Linked DNA regions of Homo sapiens: region 2 is linked to region 1. A link is a contact called in ENCODE Hi-C data. All regions are on one chromosome and are shown on one strand. Each heading gives the region's core, a stretch centred on a gene start or an enhancer-like site at or near the end of the contact. The rest is flanking DNA. Distances are from core to core; before and after follow the strand shown.

What was found. A loop is a pair of places that touch in the nucleus more often than their neighbours do. Pooled maps may share reads with other maps.
Region 2: a pooled map shows a loop between it and region 1 (24-fold over the local background). The contact joins the promoter of NKX2-1-AS1 here to the promoter of FOXG1-AS1 in region 1. A Hi-C loop is called at or near these places in 5 of 50 pooled maps.

The regions. Positions count from the first base shown.
Region 1 is chr14:28,762,689-28,766,765 of GRCh38, forward strand. FOXG1-AS1 (FOXG1 antisense RNA 1) reads right to left here and starts at 2,631. Exons shown (of 7, transcript NR_125758.1): 1 at 2,472-2,631. RefSeq lists an enhancer at 3,230-3,754.
Region 2 is chr14:36,518,028-36,521,804 of GRCh38, forward strand. NKX2-1-AS1 (NKX2-1 antisense RNA 1) reads left to right here and starts at 1,251. Exons shown (of 2, transcript NR_103710.1): 1 at 1,251-1,652; 2 at 3,617-3,777. It overlaps NKX2-1 (NK2 homeobox 1), which reads right to left and starts at 2,205. Exons shown (of 3, transcript NM_001079668.3): 1 at 2,026-2,205; 2 at 958-1,343. The coding sequence starts at 2,102. SFTA3 (surfactant associated 3) reads right to left here and starts at 1,529. Exons shown (of 5, transcript NR_161365.1): 1 at 1,441-1,529. RefSeq lists enhancers at 1-462, 1,621-2,620, 2,621-3,620, 3,621-3,777.

The sequences.
Region 1 (4,077 bases), core at 1,381-3,880:
TGTTCTGCTCCCTACTCGGATGAAGTATGCTGTGTAGCCTTGGTTATTAATTAAAACTCCAGAAGGAATAATCTAATTCATTTCCTAACCAATTCTTCCATTGGAACTGCTCACTCTTTACGGGGCCTGACCTCTTTGGGAGAGCTGGGGGACTGCAGACAGAGCAAGAGAGAAGTTTACTGTGATATATACCAGAAAATTACATTTACTTTGACTTCTGCTTTTATTCATTAATAGTACACATTTGTAGATGTCTGTGTGAGAGATCAAGGTTAGATCCATCATGAGAAAAAAATTAGAATGATAGAGAATTTGTTTCAGGTCTGAGACAACTGAATTCCCTCTGTCTTCTGAAGGTAATCACGGTGACTGAGTGGGGCTGAAGATTGGGCTTCCAGTGCTTAGGGAAGAGGCCCGAGGTGGACAGAGGCAGGCCTTCAAATCCAATTTGCACCCAAATTGGCTGGTAGGATATACAAAGCCCCATCCAGAGACTTTCAACTTGCACAATACTCTGTCCAGGACCCCCCTCCCCCTCCATTTCAAATAGTAGCAGTTCTTTAAAAAAGCTATTGCTGAGACAAACACGGGGTGCTGAGTAAACAGTGCATGTTTTGTTGAACAAGCTATATATATATACATATATACACACACACACATATATATGTGTGTGAGTATATATATATATCACCATCTCGACATAAAGTGCAATTGAAATTATTAAAAGGAATTAAAACTCACTTCTTGCCAGATTACAAATAACTTTTGTCATTAGGAAGAATAGATTTTTAAATATTACATTAAACTATATACTATTTATGCCCATAAGAATATCCTATTTTGAGAGACTTGCATTCATGCAATCCTTAAACTATATAACATAGCCTTAATTTGAATGAAAAACATTTTCCCAGTCAATATGAGCTCCTAGCATATAAAATCAGATTATTACAGTGCTCATTAGCAAACCCCAGTTTTTGCTATTTGAAAGTAAACAGAAGAAAAACTTATTTCCACCTGCTAAAATTTTATACAGGATTACAAAACAATGCACGCTCAGATTTGACCTAAGAAACACCTTAAAACATTAAAAATTCATCAGTCAGAGCTGGTGTTGTATTGAAGGAAAGCTCCTCCAGTTTGCTGCTGAGCTCGGATTTGAATAAAATGTCCAATGTTAACAAACAATACCCACGTTTGGCACTTTGTGTATTAAATTGATCAAACAGATTTTAGGAGGCACAATGCACAATTTGTACAGACCTGATTGAGTTAATATAATATCAGCAAATTTTACATCGAAATGATTCTGTTTCTTTTCTTTGTGTTTAAAACCAGCACAGATTACAAATTTTAATGATCTGAAAATGTTTGGTATACAAAATCATGCTTATTTCAGTATTAGCAAAAACACAAGAAATTTTTCAACACAAACACCCAGCTGTGTCTATTTTAAAAGCAGTTCAATGACAGCTTGCACTTATGAGCATGCAATCAGCTAATTTCGTTTTTTTTTTCTTCTGTGTTAATCAACACTTTCCTTCCTGCATATCAGAGTACAAATAGTATAGTTACTCCACATCAGTAAATGTTTACGTAACCTGTCCTTTCCCAAGAATCCGGTTACACCGAATCATTTCACGCTAGACCGACTACGAAAACGTACCGGGCCGTCCACCTCAGAGGGAGCCCTGTGTGCCATTATAAGTGGTGGTGAGAAGGGGGGCTGTAAGAGGAGAAATTGGGAGGAGTAGGTGGAGGAATGGAGAGACAGAGGAATGGAGGGTGGGGGGAAGGGGCGGGGGGAGCTAAGGGAGAAGGAGGGAGGAGGGAGGAAGGAGAGTTGAGGAAAAGTAGGAAGAACGGGCCTGAAGAGGGGAGAAGAGTGGGAGGAGGAAAAGTGAGTAGGAAGGGGAAGGCCCACAAATCTCTCCAGCCGGTAGGCAAAGCCCATTAGCTCACCCGGCCCTGCGAGAAATCCAGAGCTTGGAAATAAATGTTTGGGACCATGTCACTATCAACACTGATTGTTGGAACCCTTGAATTTTTCCACATGTAAATACAGTTTGTTTTAAAGTGAGAAGATATGTAGACATAGGTAAAGATACATACATACAGTGGAAGGACATTTGAGGTTAGTCCAATATTCAAAGCTCCTTTGTGGCATTCCTAATAGATGCATATTTAAAATTCACTAGCTATTTGTAATTATCTATTATTCTCTCCAGTTTCCTCCCCCCCCCCCAACCTTTTCTCTCTTTCTCTTTCTTAAGACTGGGGGTGGGGAGGATGGAATAACCCCCTATTATCCTGAGTATTCATCAACCGCATTCTTTATGTTACAATTTAACTTTAGGATCAAGCATAAGCACCAATTTTCCTTCCTTCGTTTTCTTAAATACCAAATCTGCCAGATATCTTAATGAAAGTTTATCCAAGTGAAGAAATGCTTACATTTTATAATTATTTACCTTCTAGAGGAAGGAAAAGGTGCCTTTCATTTATGCTTCTCCACCTCCCTCTTCTCTGGGGCTACATCCTCCGTAAAATGTGGTATGTTTCGTGCCCATGTGGGATGAAACAGCCTTTGATCAATGTGCTCCCCACTAAATTCCAATCCCTGGGAAATGCTGGGCCTTAGCCCTGCCCCTGGCCACGGGATCCTTTTAAAGCCCCCGATTCGCAATTTCCCCATTCACTTCAACCTCCAACCGAACCTTCCCAGTTCCAAAGCCCAAGAAGCTGGGACTGTGAGATCCACGTTCCCAAGGCTCCCCGGTGCTTTCCAGCAGCACTCAGGGTTGGCAAGAGCTGGCTTCAGTATACTGTTATTTCAGGAATGAGGCCCGCACAAAATAAAAGCATTTGAGAAACGGAAAGGAAAAAAAAGGAGTGAAAATAGGAAGGCTTAAAAAAAAAACCGGAAAGAAATAGACGCCCACCCTTATTTTCCCTCCAATGTCAACAAGCAAAACGAAAATATTTCCAGGGTGATCGCTCGCAGCTACCCGCTTCCAATTCGGATTAGAAGCTGAGGCTGGAGCGGCGAGGAGAAAACGACATCGAGTCACCCCGCGCGTGAGCGACGCTCTGGAGCAGGAGAGAAGGAAAAGGAAGAGACACACGTATATAGCATGTGTTACCTGATTTATTTCGAGATTGTTTGGTACTGTTTTCTCTCTGGGCACCTCTCATTTCGGAAGGCCATCAGAGGCGCCCACTACTGAGCGGCCCCGGCCGCCGCAGCAGCACCCGGAGCCCCAGTCCCGGTTTCCCCGCGGTGCCGGAGCCCGGAGCTCGCCGCCGCCCAGGCCTCAGGAATCGAGTAAGTAACCCCTGTTTGGCCCCGCGCTCCTCTGCCCACTTCCTCCTCCTCATCTCATCGCTCCCAAAGCTCTCCCACACCCTCCTCCCCCGAAGTAAAGGACACCCCCGCACACACGCCAGCGGTGGGCCTTATCTCCCCCCTTATCCAAAGCTGCGCTAGACTATTACCTACAAAGGGCACAATTTTCCTGCTGGCTCAGAAATGCCAGACACTGGCCTGCAAGGCCGACTCGGAAAAGTAGTGCCTCGCCTCTACCTCCTCCATTTCCTGCCCTCTCGCATCCTCTCCCTGCACTCCCACTCTTCCCACTACCACCACCACCCCCGCTTTCAAAAATAAAATTGGATACAAACTTTAATCACTAAGGACAAATATTGACGCTTAAACGAAAATGACCCAGTACAATGAGGAGGAAGCCGGAAATGTGAGCTATTGGCCCTAGGAGGGGAATTTCGGTGGAGCGGAGCCGGCGGGGTGGAGGGGGTGGCGGGGGCGCAGGGAAGGGCTGCGGCACCGCGTGCTCCCGCCGGCGTATCCCTACGCGGCTCCGCGCGGCCTCGGGGTCCGAGGCCCGCGGAGAGGGGGAGGCGAGCGCCCGAGGGGGCGGCAGCCGGCGGGCGGGGCGGGGGTGGGTGGGCCCGGCCCCTCCGATTGGTCGACGGCGAGAGAGACGCTCCCGCACGCCGCCAGCTCTGATTGGCCCAGCGGTAGGAAAGGTTAAACCAAAAATTTTTTTACAGCCCTAGTGT
Region 2 (3,777 bases), core at 1-2,500, 7.8 Mb after region 1:
CGACAAACGCACAGCGTCGGCCGGGGCCAGGCCGAGCCAGGCCACCCCTGTTTTCCGCGCCATTGGCCCGCCCGGCCCGCCCCAACCGACGGCGCCCTCCTGACCCAGGCAGCCTAGCGCTGGGGCCCAAGAGGCCCATCCGCGGGGAACTGCCAGCGCCTGCCCCAGGCCGTACCGTCGAGGGGGCTGTACTGGAGCGCTCACAGCCCCAACCCTGGCTGCCCTCCCTCAGTCTCAGTTCCCTCTTTCGAACCAAAAGACGCAGTGGGGGAAAGGCCGCTTCTGCTCCTTTCGTGCCCAGCCCGGGTCAGAGCATTAGGATTAGCTGGCCACAGGCGGCGAACTGGGCTCAGGCCGGGAGCTGGGGTCCTACGGTAGACCCCAGTTTGGAGAGGTTAGGAGAGGGGGTGTTGACTTCCAAAAGCTGGAGCCCCCAGACGCTTTGCCTCTTGGCTTCTCTCCTGTCAGGCCCCAGTGAGGGCACCTGCTCGGACCCTTAGAGTCCCCTCTGGAACTGCGAGTCCTCCCACCTGCCCAGACTCCGCTGGAGAGAGGGCCGGGCCGGGCGCTCGAGTGCCTCCCAACAGGGCAGCCTCCCTCCTGGCCCGGTCTAGCCTCTCCGCGCTCTGCTCGCCCCTGCTCCTTGAGCTCGGGGTCGCTTCCCTTGGCTCCCCGAGGTCTTCTGCGCCGAGCAGAGCTGCCAGTCCACCGCGCCTAGGAGACGCCGAGTACCCGCATCTGACCGCAGGACCCCAGCGCTACCAAGTGCCTGTTCTTGGACCCCCAGCCGAGCAGGGGGAAGCATCCCCAGCTCCCGCACCCAAGTCCCTGGCGCCGCTGCCGGGCCGCCCTCCCTGATGCCCAGCGCGCAGCCTGCCGGCGCCGCGCCTTCTGGACGGCTCTCGCCGCACCTCCTGAGCTCAGCCCGCGGCCCCGCAGTGGGGCGGCCTCACTTACTGGCGGGGAAGCGCGGGTCTGGGTTGGCGCCGTACCATCCGGGGCCAGAGGCGCTGTTCCTCATGGTGTCCTGGTACGGCGGCAGCTCGCTCATGTTGCCCAGGTTGCCGTTGCAGTAGCCCCCCACGGCGGAGTGCGAGAGCTGGGGCACCCCCGCCGCCGTCATGTGGTAGGCGGCGGTGACGGCGCCGTGGTGCCCCACGGCGTGCTGCTGCATGGCCGCTGTTGGCGGTGCCGCCTGGCCCTGCCTGTACGCCGCCAGCGGAGCCCCGAGGCCGCCGCCCTCCATGCCCACTTTCTTGTAGCTTTCCTCCAGGGGACTCAAGATGTCAGACACTGAGAACGGAGTCGTGTGCTTTGGACTCATCGACATGATTCGGCGGCGGCTGGAGGAGGAAGGAAGAGGAGGAAAAAAAAGGGAGAGGGGGAAGGCGAAGCCTCGCTGCTTTTTTTTTCTCCCTTTGCCAAATATTCTGGTGTTACCTTAACGCCGATCTTGTTGGATGTACACGTAACGGAGTGGACCGAGTCCTCCTTAATTGGCTTGAGTGGAGGCTCGGGGGCTGCCTCGCGTTTGTTTTAGCCCGGCGCCAGGTTTTAGGCAGCCACCAGAGGCGGGGCGTAAGCGCTAAAGCAACAAGACAATAGAAGCCTACATCTTGCCCGAGATAATTAGCTTACATGCTGATGACAAGGTAAACACCTTTAAGTTTCACTTGTCAGGATTTTTAGGTCTCAAAGAGAGAGAGAGAGAGGCAGAGACGAGACCCAAAGCATTTCCCCCCTCCCTTGGACACCCCCACCCCCATTTTTTGTGGGGTACCAGCGGAGCGCGGGGAGGAGGTGGAGGGGAGGGGAAGGAGGAGGGAACCGAGAGCGGGGAGGGCAGGAGGTGGGGTGGGGGAGTAACAGAGGAGGAGAGATGGTTGAGAGGAAGGAAGGTGAATGCTGCTTTGCAACCAACTTGCGGAGTTACAAAGTGGAACCACTTTCCAATTCGGTCGGGGTTCCCCGGGCACGGACAGGTCTTTAGGAGGAGGGGGCTGAGGGACAGGGTGGGGGTTTCACCTGAGCCTGCCGGGGCTGCTCCTCCCTCCCGCCGCGGCCTCCCAGCCCCGCGCCTTCCCACTGCCTCCGGACCACATCGGGCTTCGCTGCGCTGAGCCCCAGTCGCCAACAAATGAGCGAGCGAGTCTGGGGACGAACCCTGGGGCCGCACTGTTGGTCTACGTGTCTGTCAGTCTGTCTGCCTCTCTTCTGCCGCCGTCAGAGGGACACCTCTGCTCCCCGCCCCCTTTCCCCCTACCGGAGAGAATCCGAGCGGGCGGAGGGGGCGCTGAGTAGGGGATCGACTGCCTCCCGGAGGCTGTCCCGGATCCCCGAGCCACAACCCGCCCCCGCAGCTCAGGGGTTTTTCAGTGGGCCACCCCCGCTAACACGCCTCCCCCAAGGTCTTCCCCCCCCCCCCCCACCCCCGGCCGAGCAAACACAGCACTGGCCCCCAGAGCTGGGAGGATGGGAAGGGGTCTCACGGGAGGGTCCGTCACTGAAGTTGCCCCACCTCGAACAAACCTGGTGTCCCTGACCCTCGCCCATCTCCCAGACACGCGGGGATCTGGGGCTGGAGCTGACTTTCCGAGGACATCACAGCCCCAGCACCCGAGCCCAGAGCCACGCTGTTTTCCCCTCTGATGCTTCAGGGAGCGCGCGAGCAGGGAGCGGCGTGAGTGCCCGTCTGTCTGTTGCCGGGCGGAACTGAGCCTGAACCCCGGCGGCTGGAGCGCTGGCCAGGAGGGGGCGAATGCCGAGGTGCGGGCAGCTCAGCGGGCGGGAGGCTGGGCCGAGGCTCGCCTCCGCCCGCAGCTCAGCCATGCAAAAGTGCTCTTGCTTCCCGGGAATAACCAAATATCTTTGTTTAAAGTGGTGGCGTAAATGGCCAGTCGCTTTGTGGCCACGCTGGATATTAGTAGATGAGGATCATTCTGCTTCAATTGGGCGCCTCTCATCCGACGAGCAAGAAACTGCTTAGGAGGAAGAGGGTTTCCTGTCTGCGCGTTCCCAGGCTTCAAGTGTGGGCCCCGCGCCTTGAGGGTCCTTGGGCGCCTGGCGAGGGGGAGCTGTGGGCTGCGCTCCCCAGCGGAATCGGGGGTGTCCCCCGCGTTGCTCCGGCCAGGCCGGGGCCTGCAGCCGAGTCGACTACCGAGTGGAGCACTGAACGGCGCGGATTTTGAGACCGACTCCGGTTTTTGTCCTTGGATTTTAAACGTTTTTATCATTGTTTTTGTTTTGCTTTCTCCTTAGCTGTTTTAGTCTCCTCTGCGCGCCAGGGGCTGGGAGGGCGGAGCGCTCCCCGGCCGGCCCCGGCAGGTGCCTCCAAGACACCCGCGCTGGTCAAGGAGCTTCTTGAATTTAGTTTTTGTTTTCACATTTTCTTTCCCCTCCTTGTAGAGAAGGAGCTCCTGATCATGACGAACAGGCAGTTTTGAGCTACTTAATTCATCCGGGCTCCCTTTTTTTATTAATAGCAATTACAGTAGAGAAAGTTTTATTTATTTTTAAAGATTTCAGCCCTCTCCTTGAAGAGAGCTCTTACTCCCTCAATACAAAGCCAACTTCTATAATAACATTCGCTTTTCTCACCGCCTACCTTCTTTACCAGGGTAAAGAAAGCTCAGGACACCCTCCGCCCTCCCACCTGCGCCCGCGTTTTTGTGCGGTCCCCACGGCAGAGCTGGGGAGGCCACCCTACGTTTGCGCAGGGAGACGCGCTCGCCGCTGGTGTTGCGAAAGACCAGAGCGAAGCCCGGCTCCTTGCCCTTC